Linked DNA regions of Homo sapiens: region 2 is linked to region 1. A link is an interaction called in ENCODE POLR2A ChIA-PET data of the cell type or tissue named here. Cell type or tissue: A673. All regions are shown on one strand. Links, peaks and the distances in the headings refer to the core of each region. The heading gives the core; the rest is flanking DNA.

The links. ChIA-PET counts read pairs that join two places held together with the same protein. Peaks named below come from ENCODE experiments on the same cell type or tissue, not always from the same donor. Only the 100,000 strongest peaks of a DNase experiment are listed, where the experiment ranks them.
Region 2: POLR2A ChIA-PET joins it to region 1 with 5 read pairs; 2 of 35 experiments call an interaction of 5 or more read pairs at or near these places.

Annotation. Positions count from the first base shown.
Region 1 is chr16:88,017,353-88,020,258 of GRCh38, forward strand. It overlaps BANP (BTG3 associated nuclear protein), which reads left to right. Exons shown (of 14, transcript NM_001386991.1): 7 at 1,076-1,315. Among named protein-coding and RNA genes, the nearest start is that of BANP, 67 kb to the left of the region's middle. In A673, for the core only: no CTCF peak of the experiment used is centred there; no DNase peak of the experiment used is centred there; H3K27ac peaks cover 276 bases.
Region 2 is chr16:87,743,946-87,746,851 of GRCh38, forward strand. All of the region lies in intron 5 of KLHDC4 (kelch domain containing 4), which reads right to left. Among named protein-coding and RNA genes, the nearest start is that of KLHDC4, 21 kb to the right of the region's middle. In A673, for the core only: no CTCF peak of the experiment used is centred there; no DNase peak of the experiment used is centred there.

The sequences.
Region 1 (2,906 bases), core at 240-2,739:
TGGTTCAACTTCAGGGTCAGAAGAGATTGGGCAGCTGCTGAGCTTCCAAGCAGGAATGTGAGTTTTCCCGTTTATGATCATCTGTGGAGCTTTCTTCCATCACACGGGGAGGCTTTGAAAAGGCAGCCTTTCACATACCGTACTTGGTCAACCTGAGGACAACCCGGAGATGCCGTTACACAGAGAAGGAATCCGTGGTTCAGAGAAGACTAGTGACTTGTGAAGGGTCAGCTAGGAAGCTGAGAGCCCACGCTTGGGAGGGAGGGAGGCGGAGAGGTGTGGAGGGGCTGGCGGGCGTCACTGCCTGGGCAGGCAGGTGGGAAGTCCCACTCCATCGTCACAGGAGTGTGCTTTGCAGGCAACCTCAGGCCACTCCAGGTGTCTGGGCACCGTGTCTCCTCCATGTGGAGTGTGGGCCTGTCCACGGGTCCTTGCTGTGGCCTCACTGACAGTGCAGAACGTGGCGCATTCCCACACCTGAATGCGCTGCTCTGGGCGGCTGCATTGTAACTGCCCTGAGAATGCTGGCGTCAAGGGCATGCTGTGACTTACACTGTGCAGAGGCAAGGACTGGCATTGTGTGCACGGGGGCGACGCCAGGCCGGCTGCTGATGCTAGAGCCCCTCACCTCTGCGTCTTTCTTGGTGGGAGTGGCTGGCCAGTGGGAGAGCATGGCTGGCAGTGAGGTGTGAGGGACCCCGGGGAGGGTTCCGCTCTGCAGGTGGCTGGGGCAGGTACCAACTGTGTGCAAGGATATCGGTATTGCTGGGGTCCCGGGTCCAGGGTGAGCAGAGTGTGTGACCGTGTTGGCGCTCAGGTCCCGAGGCCCTGCAGCCCCACAGGCACGTGGCCGCTTCTCGGGGGTGGTGGGATCGTGTCTGTTCCGCGTCAGTTCTTTCTTGGGCAGCAGTCGGAGGCTCCAGCGCTCTTGGTGACTGCCTCACAAGTTACGAGGGATTTGCCCAGCCCTGCGTGGAGCATCTTTCCCGACTGTGCCTGAGCAGAGCGCTCTGCTGTCCTGAATGTGAGCTTATTTGAGCCTTGGCCATCTGAGGACCTGTCTTCTGTTTTTCAGAGGACTACCCCAATGGCACCTGGCTGGGCGACGAGAACAACCCCGAGATGCGGGTACGCTGCGCCATCATCCCCTCCGACATGCTGCACATCAGCACCAACTGCCGCACGGCCGAGAAGATGGCGCTCACGCTGCTGGACTACCTCTTCCACCGCGAGGTGCAGGCTGTGTCCAACCTCTCGGGGCAGGGCAAGCACGGGAAGAAGCAGCTGGACCCGCTCACCATCTACGGCATCCGGTGTAAGTCGGGCCCCGCCTTGGGGGACTGGGGTGTGCGGGGAGCTGGGTCAGGACCCACATTTCAATGCTGAGGACGCTGGCATCAGTAGCACCGGCACGGGGCTGCGTTTCTCCAGGCGGTTTGAAATCTCAGCCCGAGGATCAGTGCTCGAGGGGATGGATGAGCTGTTGACCCTGATGTGCTTATTACGCACGGCATGCCCGCACCAAAATACCTCATATACCCCATCATATATATACCTACTGTGTACCCTTAGAAGGTGAAAAACTCCTCGCCTCCTGTCTGTAGGCCACTCTTGAGGAAGAGAGAGGAGGAGGAGAGCCGGGGCCTTCCCTGCTGTCCTGGCCACGCTGACCCAGGCCCCCCTGAGCCTCTCCTAAGCGGGTGGAGTGCCACCTGCCTCCTTCCTTCTGAGAGGGCTGGGCCTCAGCAGCCGTGCCAGGGCCTCAGCGCTGACCTGGCTGTGATGGGAGCCAGGAGAGCTCCAAAGCCTGATTTTCGTGCCCAGCCCGGCCTGTGACGTCTCCGTCCCCTCTGAAGAGCGGGATTTGCTCCAGGTGGCGATTGCGGTACTGCCCTTCAATGGCGTTTGATGGGCGCTCAGGTCCTCCTTGCCAGCGTCCATGGTCCATTTGCTCCACAGAGCCCGTCTGCTTCAGAAGCCGTCCTCCTGGCTTCTAACGAAGATGTAAAGTGAAGCAGCAGCAAACGCAAGAGACACGAGGCCCCTGGCGGGAGGGTGTGGGAGGGTGCAGTGGCCTCCGGCAATCTGGGCTCTGGAGAGTCACCTCAGGGGAGCGTGAAATGTAAATCTGATCTCGAAACAGGGCGAGCGAGGCAGAGCATTCAGCGTCCAGGATCTCAGCATGCCGGGGGCGTCCGGGATCTCAGCGTGCGGGGGGCGGGGCGTCCGGGATCTCGGCGTGCGGGATCTCAGCGTGCGGGGGGCGTCCGGGCGTGCGGGATCTCAGCGTGCGGGGGGCGGGGCGTCCGGGATCTCAGCGTGCGGGGGGCGGGGCGTCCGGGATCTCAGCGTGCGGGGGGCGGGGCGTGCGGGATCTCAGCGTGCAGGGCCAGCTGTTCCAGCAGGAAAGAGCCTTGCTCCTCTGGGAAGCACAGTGTGGCCCGTGAGCCTCTGTCAGGAGCAGTGGGGGAGTGGAAGGGCTCCGCTGTTCCGTAGCTGCTGTGAAAATGGGGTCTGAGTAAGACTGGGGTGTCGTGCTGACTGCAGGTTTTTCTGGAAGCTGCTGAGAGGTGGGTCCAGGTCCCACCCACATGCGTGTGAGCAGGTCATGGCATCTTCCCATGTGCCATGTCTTGTCCCAGGCGTGTGCCCCAGCTGTCAGACACCAGCGGGCGCCCATCCTGGACCCTGAGGGTAGTATCAGATAACTCCTGGGAGACCACACGTGGGGCCTCCTCACAGCTTCTCAGCGGTGGAGTAAAGCAGGTCAAGAGGATCAGAGGGTCATGGGGCAGGGGTCACCCTCAGCCTTCTTCTGAAGGGCCACACGGCAGATATTTCAGGCTTTGCAGGCCCTGGGGTCTCTGTTCAACTGCTTAGCTCTGAAAGCAGCCACAGACGAGGAG
Region 2 (2,906 bases), core at 104-2,603, 270 kb before region 1:
CAAACGCAATCCAGTCAAAATCCTTCTGGACTTTTAACATTAGAATTTGAGGGCCAGGCGTGGTGGCTCATGCCTGTAATCCCAGCAATTTGGGAGGCCGAGGGGGGCAGATCACTTGAGGTCAGGAGTTCAAGACCAGCCTGGCCAACACGGTGAAACCCTGTCTCTACTAAAAATACAAAAATTAAGGCTGGGTACAGTGGCTCATGCCTGTAATCCCAGCACTTTGTGAGACCGAGGTGGGGGGATCACCTGAGGTCAGGAGTTCAAGACCAGCCTGACCAACGTGAAGAAACCCCATCTCTACTAAAAGTACAAAATTAGCCGGGCATGGTGGCGGGCATCTGTAATCCCTGCTACTCAGGAAGCTGAGGCAGGAGAATTGCTTGAACCTCTGAGGTGGAGGTGGCAGTGAGCCGAGATCCCGCCACTGCACTCCAGCCTGGGCGACGAGAATGAGACTCCGTCTCCAAAAAAAAAAAAAAAAATTAGCCAGGCATGATGGCAGACACCTGTAATCCCAGCTACTCGGGACACTGAGGCACAAGAATGGCTTGAACCAGCGAGGTGGAGGTTGTAGTGAACCAAGATTGTGCTACTGCACTCCAGCCTGGGCAACAGAGCTAGACTGTCTCAGAAAAAAAAAAAAAATAGAATTTGAAAAACTGATGGTAAAGCTCATAAAAACAAAATACATGAAAAAAGCAAAGACTTTAAGTAAATGAGAAAAATCCTCCAACCTATCAAAATATACCATAAAGCTACAGTAATTAAAATAGCATAAAAAATGATACCAAGAAAAGATCAATGAATCAGAAAAAACCTCAGAAACAATACAGACCTTCTCCCTTCTCCTGTGCACGTACAGTGTGCACGCACCAGGTTCTCCAGATCACTGCGTCAGCACACACTTGCAAGTGCACACACACGAGCACACACACGCTCACACGCATGCAGTCACACACATGCATACACAGGCATAGACAGGCACATGCACTCACATATGCTCACACGTGCACACATGCAATCATCTGCACACACGCGGTGCACACACGTGTACACATGCAGGCTTTTTTCCAAGCATATGTTGTTCTGCATCCTGTTTTTTGTATATATTTTTGTACGAAATAAGAGGAAGCATTTCTTTAGGGTATAATCCTTAAACTTGGGGGTCAGGGGACACGCACATTTAAAATTCCAATGAGCAGGTGCCACCCACTGAGCGGTGGGGGCATGTTCTCTCCACCCTCACCCTACACCCATATTGCCCAGCACTGCTCTCACAACACCCGCCCTGGGGCCGGCCATAGGGTGCCCTCTGCTCCGCCTTCTGCTCTTGCAGCACCCGCCCCGGGGCCACCTCTTGGTGCCTCTGCCCAGCCCATACTACCCAGCACTGCTCTCGCAGCACCCGCCCCAGGGCCCGCCCTGTGGTGCCTCTGCCCCGCCTTCTGCTCTGCTGCAGAGGGCACCACCTCCCGGAACGTGAGCTCCGCCTGATGCTGCAGGTACCTTCTCCCCACCAGTCACCATTTTTAACTTTCCCTGTGGCATCATCTTCCACACAAAGACCTTCCTGTTTCATATGGGCAAATCCATCCACCTCTTCTGGCTTCTGCTGAATGTCTTGCTCAGAAAACCTTAGCTAAGATGCGCTTGGAGCTGGTACACAACAGACTGCAGTCAACTGTCACCGCAAGAGAAGCGTTCACTCGCACTGAAGGTCTTCAAGACGACATTGGGGCAGGGTGGGAGAGGGCAGGCTGAGGCCATGGGGACAGTCAAGGCGCCTGGTGTTTATGAGGGCAAGGGCTCAGCACCCCGAGCTGACTACAGGGTGGGAGAGAATGCGGAAAGGGACACGGACATCAGCTGTCAAAGAACATCTCCTGCAGACCATTTGTCACCGCTGTGCGTCTCGTCAGGGTCTTAACAACTGAATAAGGCTCAACATTAGGCATCTCCCAATCACAAATACATTAAGCAGCAGTAACCGAATCCTGCTGAGCAGTAGAAATACAGAAATTAAGCAGCTCAGCCTGGCACAGTGGCTCACACCTATAATCCCAGCTACTCAGGAAGCTGAAGTGGGAGAATCTCTTGAGGCCAAGAGTTCAAGACCAACCTGGGCAACATGACAAGACCCCATCTCTAAAAAAAGAAAAAAAAATTTAATTAGCCCGGCACGGTGGTGCACGCCTGTAATCCTGGCTACTAGGGGGGCTGAGGCAGGAAGACCACTTGAGCCCAGGAGTTTGAGGCTGCAATAAGGTGTGATCACACCACTGTATTCCAGCCTGGGCAACAGAGTAAGACTTTGTCTCTTGAAGAAGGAAGAAAGAAAGAAAGGAAGGAGAAAGAGAGAGAGAGAAAAGAGACAGAGAGGAGAAAAAGACAAGACCACAAAGAGAGAAAGAGAGAGAGAGCGAGAAAGAGAGAAAGAGACAGAGAGAGAAAGAGAGTGAGAGAAAGATTAAGCGCACACCCTCCATTCCCTGACCTCCAAATCCGTACTCACAACAGGCTGTGTCTCCTTATCAGACGCACACTCCACACGACCTTCCAGGACCAAGGGTGACCTGCGGAACCACACCCTGGCTGCCAAGGCAAACGTCTCAAAGCAATGCTCCGCGAGGTATCTCTGTTCATCCCCCACACAGGTCTCCCTTGCTAATGGTTACTTAGGCCAAGGAGAACCAGAAATCACCACCAGAGACAGATGCCTCCACAAAGGGTGATTCTGGCAAAAAGAAGAGAGTGAAGCACATAATGACCCTGTTCCTGCCCCACCACTCCCTCTAGAGACTGGAACTGGGGGCCAAGAATCGCAACTACATTGTATGTTTGCAGGATCACTATTAAAAAAAGTCTAATAGCTTCTACAATATACCTTTAAAACAGGTCTC